Regions from separate parts of the Homo sapiens genome. Here region 2 is linked to region 1. Evidence: chromatin loops called from intact Hi-C (ENCODE). Cell type or tissue: heart right ventricle. All regions are shown on one strand. Links, peaks and the distances in the headings refer to the core of each region. The heading gives the core; the rest is flanking DNA. Region 1 has its middle 130 kb from the start of MAP1B. Region 2 has its middle 170 kb from the start of CARTPT.

The links. Hi-C counts contacts between places; a loop is a spot of excess contacts. Peaks named below come from ENCODE experiments on the same cell type or tissue, not always from the same donor. Only the 100,000 strongest peaks of a DNase experiment are listed, where the experiment ranks them.
Region 2: a loop joins it to region 1, with 1.9 times the contacts of the local background. A loop is called at or near these places in 1 of 110 quality-filtered maps.

The regions. Positions count from the first base shown.
Region 1 is chr5:71,973,050-71,975,968 of GRCh38, reverse strand. No RefSeq gene overlaps it. Among named protein-coding and RNA genes, the nearest start is that of MAP1B, 130 kb to the left of the region's middle. In heart right ventricle, for the core only: no CTCF peak of the experiment used is centred there; a DNase peak (open chromatin) is centred at 1,617; H3K27ac peaks cover 1,998 bases.
Region 2 is chr5:71,890,388-71,893,306 of GRCh38, reverse strand. No RefSeq gene overlaps it. Among named protein-coding and RNA genes, the nearest start is that of CARTPT, 170 kb to the right of the region's middle. In heart right ventricle, for the core only: no CTCF peak of the experiment used is centred there; a DNase peak (open chromatin) is centred at 1,240; H3K27ac peaks cover 1,709 bases.

The sequences.
Region 1 (2,919 bases), core at 312-2,811:
TACTGGAATGAAAATTTTTGTGATAAACCTTGGAGGCTTGCAAATCTTTTAGATTGATGTCCAGAAAGAAAAGAAGATATAAGTAACAGAGAGAAGCTGAACTCCAGAGCAAAAGACCAACCTGAACCTGAAACCTTTCCCACAATACTCTTTAAGTTTTCCTACTCTGTGAAATAGCTACTTACACTGCCTGAAATTCTACTAAAGATACATATGTATCACTATATGCCCTCTCTCAAAAGAAGAAAACTCTCAAAATGTGACTAGAAGTGTTACCTAGTCATTTGCACATGAGTATAAATTAGTGTGTTCATCTTTCTTTCTAACATCTAGCTGACATCATTTTCTCTAGAAGAAAGAGTATTTCAGTTAAGGGTAAAAGATAATAAGTAACTCTTTATGTTTTTTCATGTATTTTGTTCTACTTTATATTCCTGCTGCTTCTGAAAAAAATTTGAGGCAGCAAATATTTTTAAATTTTGAAGATTTGTGGAATAAGATGGACTGATTCCACTCTTTCTTCTACCACTTCTGCCTCCTCCACACAAAATAGTGATGCTATCTATAGCTGAAGGTATAGTTGGAACATGTTTGGAGGTTTGGAGACATTGAATTAAAGTGATCCCTGAGAACATAGAAAGTAAATTGTTTCCCACTAGTTATACTACAAAATCCGCACATGTTGGATAAGAGCAATACTACATCAACCTAAAACAAGCCAACAAACAAACAAATAAAAAAAAACCAGAATGGCTCCCAGGCTACCAATTTTGGCTCTGATCTGATTGAAGACATCATCATAATTAAAGCAACAATGTATCTGGCAAAAAATAATAATAATAAATAAGAAAAGCCAGAAAGCCCAGAAAAGAGAATGTGAAAGAAGCAACTCCCAAGCCTTGATTATGCAGAATGCCAGAAGAGAGACTAGTAGGGTCTAAAGTTGTCCTGTCTAGTCCTGTGACAGTTGATCCCTGATCTAAGTGAGGCTCAACACAGTTTTCTGATTGCACTCCAGCTTCCCTTGCAGATTTGCTTCCAGGGAGGAAATGCACTGGTAGCAACATGCTTGATAGCCAGCAATTTTTTTAACTGCCATTCTGGTTGGCACATCTAGCTGGTATGAGTCTGTTTAACCTGAGTCAGACCCTGAACTCCAATCACTTCTGACTCTAAGGCCACAAGAGGCTGTGTGCACATGACCTGATTATTATGAACTGTGGCCCAGGACTAGAACTGTATTAATAAAGAGAGGGAGAAAAATCTTCCCCCTCCAATTTCTCCTCCTGTCCTCCCCTACTGTCCCCCACTAGTCCCCTCTTCTGCACCGACACATATTCTATTCCTAGATCCCTCATTTGTGTTACAATTCAGCTTCATTATAGATAAAGTGGCTTCTGGGGATATCGTGAGACCTTCTCTCCACTGTTATTTCTCTGAGAAAAAAAAAAAAAAACATTGTTAATTCCAATGTCTGATTTTCAAATAAATTTTGGACCATGACCCAGTTACAATGTGGGGACATTTTGTTCCTGTAAATTGGTCTTTCTAGCCAGTGTCTGGGAGCTGGCTGGGAAATGTACTTAGTAAATCACTCCCAGTGGTTTGGGAAAGGACAGAGAAGGTTCTAGAAGAGATGAGTCAGGCAAGGGGGTGGGCAGCACAGAGGGGAAAGGAACAAAGAGCCAAGCAATATTCTGAAAACAGAATTTGTACCCAGCCAGAAATAACTGTCTGATCAGGCCTAGCTAAAGGCTTTCTGAAATGACAAAGCAAATATTAACAGAGAATTCTTTAAGAGCCTCTCTCAGTGAACACAACATTTTTTTGGTGATAAGCCAGGTGGGTTTATGAATAATACACTTTGCCAAGCAATCTTGATAAGACCTCATTCTCCCCTGCAGGGCTGGAGAGTTGAGAACTGAAGCTTTTGTATCTCAACAAGAATATAGCACCTGACACAGGGACCCATCTCCCTGTACTCACCAAACAGCTTGAGATGAACATGATGCCTGTCACAAGGATGCTAAAAAGCCCAAAGGACATTCTTTAAAAAACCGAAGGAAAATGATCAGCTTCCTTTCAACCCCCTACATGGAAATGGTGGACTTGGGCAAGAATAGCTCAATACTTAGCCAGCTGCTTCTTACCTAACTGGTGTGTGAGTGAATGTGAGTTTCTGTTTGGCAGGTGCAGGGATCTCGGATGAACCAGAAACTGTCAAAAGAGAAAAACTCGTGCAATGTTGTTGCTGCAATCCTTCTATCTTAAAATTAAGCATGTGGTTCCTTTACAAAGGGATTATAACAGCAGCTTTGTCAGAGTGCCATGATTATACATATTGAGAACTACATTCATTCATCCATTCATTTAACAAACATTTATTGGCTGTACTGTGTTCCAGGATGCAACAGGCCTAGGAGAGGCAACAGAAGGTACACAGTTGCAACCTTGTAGGAAAGAAGGAGAGTACCCAGGAGACTTTGAAAGTACAGAGGATGGACATAGAAGGGGAGTGAAAACAGAGATTGTCCCAGCCAAGTTCAGTCCCAACTGGTCAGTCATTTATAGCGTAGAAAAGAGCGGTACCTCCAAAAAGGGGTGGGGCAGAAAGGCTGGATCTGATACTGTCTGGGAAAAGCAAACGAACACTCAAAAAACTGAACCCAAACAAGCCACAGCAAGTAAATACACACACAGGATGACCAACTTGCAATATGCACATTGTGGAGGAGAGGAGAGCAATGTAGGACTCTGACAGGAAGGCAGGCCGGAATGTGACCCAGAGTGACGGAAGCCAGAGCTTTCACAGGGAGAACAGAGATTAGCCTGACAGGGTCAGAATCTCCAGCTATTTTGACAGTGCTTGTCAATATTTATTTGTTCAAAGTGTCCCCTCCACTTGAGAGAGTTGATACA
Region 2 (2,919 bases), core at 109-2,608, 82 kb after region 1:
CAGGGTTAGGACCCAAACCAATGTCTTCTGACTCCCAATTGTGTATTCTTTCACATTCCAGTTGAGAATGTTTTTGTAAGCTAGGATCTACAATATCAGCCTAGTTTTCCAGATGGGAAAATTCACCACTGAGAGAGGTGAATCAGCACAGTGCATTGGATTAGGCATGAATGGATGTTCCTCTGCTCTGGCATGGGCTAAGAGTGGGCCTTCATCCAGCCCCATTTTCTCCCTGTGCCTCATTTTCTGCCTCTGTAGACTTGAGAGGCTGATCAGGTGATCATGAGTTCTTCTCCAACCCTGACTATGTGAGATGTGTCCAGTGATCCTCTGCATGGTGTGTGGGTGCTCTGCTCCTGCCCCTGGGCAGAGCAGCCTCCTTCCTCCCACAGCATCCACGCTGAGCCCAAAGAGAGGAGATCATAAATCATCCCTCCCTGCCCATAATGCCTTGCTTTTGAAGGAGCCAGGGAAAGATGAGGCTGCCCCTGGGACCACAGGCCCAGCATGTGACGCCCTCCCCCTGCCCAGGCTGCTACATTCATTATGCACATCCTGAGTGAGGAAGCTCTGGGGAGCCCCATTCCAGGAGATGACAGTCTCAGGTTCTTCTTCGAGAGCATTCTACAAGGTAGTAAATAGACACTAATGAGCCTCTGGCTTCTTAATGTGCCGAAGTGTCTCTCTCACTGGTTTTGCCAGTCACGGAGCATCATTCTTCCAGGAAAAGCAGCTCTGGCCTTCCTCAAGTCCAAAAAGAAAAGAAACTAGGCAGAGAGTATATTAAAAACCAGGTAGAAAAAAAGAAAAACATGACCCTGAAACCACACCAATTTGGTGATTTTTTTTCTTTTTGCTGTCCTAGGACTTTTTTAAATATTGAGGAGGTATGACATTTCCAGGGAGAAAACACACACAACAATTTTTTTGTTTTCATTCAGGCAGGAATTAACAAAGAGGTAAATTGCCTCCACTTTTGGCTGTTATCTTTTCTGCTGCCTTGAGCATCTAAATTGTGAACAGGGAAGAGTAGCCAGAAAAGGCCAGCACCTGTGGACAGGCAGGAACCTTTGAGCTGACCCAGGCCACTGAGAGTCACAGGCCTGAGAGCTAGAAGCTGCTCACCTAGATGAGATGACTGGAACAGCCTGTCCCTCTCACTTGAGGTCACATGTAAGTCAGCACATGCCTAACATTCCTTCCCCTCAGCCTCCCTGTACTGCACAGGACTGTTGATGGCCTGCCTCTGGCCAGGCACGAGCTGCTTCCCTTATCCATTCACGCCCATCATGAGCCAAGTATTCAGAACAGGATATCCACCCTACGTCTCATTGCCAACCAGAGGCTTTAGCATTTTGCCTGGTAATTCATTATCTCATCCTCACGCATCCAGTGACAGATCCTCACAGGTCCCAGAGCAGTGAGGAAGAATGGCTACCCTTTACAGAGCACCTCCTCTATGCCAGGTTCTTCACATACCTTCTGTCATCCATTCATTCTGCAAATATCTACTAAATCCCTGCTATGGGCCAGGCATTATGCTATGCTTGGTACTGGGGATACGATACTGAGTAATTTAGACAAATCCCTTACCCTTACAGAGTTAATAGACCTTATCTCAGATCTTCTCAAGAAATCTATATGGGGGATATTATTATTCCCATTTTACAGATGTGAAAACTGAGGCTTAGAGAGATTAAATAATTTGCCCAAGATCACATAGCCAAAAAGAAAGTCAAGATTTGAACCTAGATCTATTTTTACCCAAAATCTGTGTCATTTTTACTATACCACATTATTTTTTAGCAAATATAGGAAAGTGGGTCTCTTGATCCTGCATTTTTGGGGCTTTACTCACTGAATTTTACACATTGGAATGCATGTCTTAAGTTTCTTTCTACCTGGTGCCTAGCACAACATGCTGCATAACAGGCACCTAATTAGGTGGATGAATTAATTTAATATATTAACTCACTGTGAGCCCCAGACCAGTCACCTGCCCTTCTCATCTTCCTCTCTAGCCACCTCTCCCTCTTCACAGCCATGGGTGTAGGCTCGCCTGCACCCTCCACACCAGCTTCCTCACATGCCATTCACTCCTCACCCCACCAGAGATGCTTTCTACAAGACAGCCAGAAACTTCTTTGTCATTAAATCCAATGGGTGCCTTTCCACACTCATCTTCCTCATCCTTTCACAACATGTGACTCCTGGGAATTCTGCTGCCCAGGCTGCCAGGACTCCTACATCTCTGGCTGTTCCTCCTTGGTTCCTTTTTAATTACTCTTCCATTGCTTCTCAATAAATACAGTTTCCCTGGGGTTTTGGTGCCGGCTTTCTCCTCTCCTCAACTCTTGGTTTCTTTTTTTCCTTTTGAGATGGAGTTTCGCTCTTGTTGCCCAAGCTGGAGTGCAATGGCATGATCTCGGCTCACTGCAACCTCCGCCTCCCAGGTTCAAGAGATTCTCCTGCCTCAGCTTCCCAAGTAGCTGGGATTACAGGCACGCACTACCACTCCCGGCTAATTTTTTGTATTTTTAGTAGAGACGGGATTTCACCATGTTGGTCAGGCTGGTCTTGAACTCCTGACCTCAGGTGATCCACCCGCCTTGGCCTCCCAAAGTGCTGGGATTACAGGCATGAGCCACCGCGCCCAGCTCTCCTCAACTCTCTACTTTCTCCCTGGGCAACCACACTCCCACTCAGCTCTCTCAAATCTCTATCTCACCCAACATTTAGATGGTGAGCCTGAACTCAAGGCACCCTCCCACAAGGCTGTCCTCTTTCCTACGTTACATGCAAGAATTAGTGACATCCTTGTCACTCAGACACTGAAGCCTCCTCCTTCTCCCTCACCTCCACATTCCATCTAGCAACAAGCCTTGTCCATTCCACTCCTCAGGCATGTCTTGAACTGTC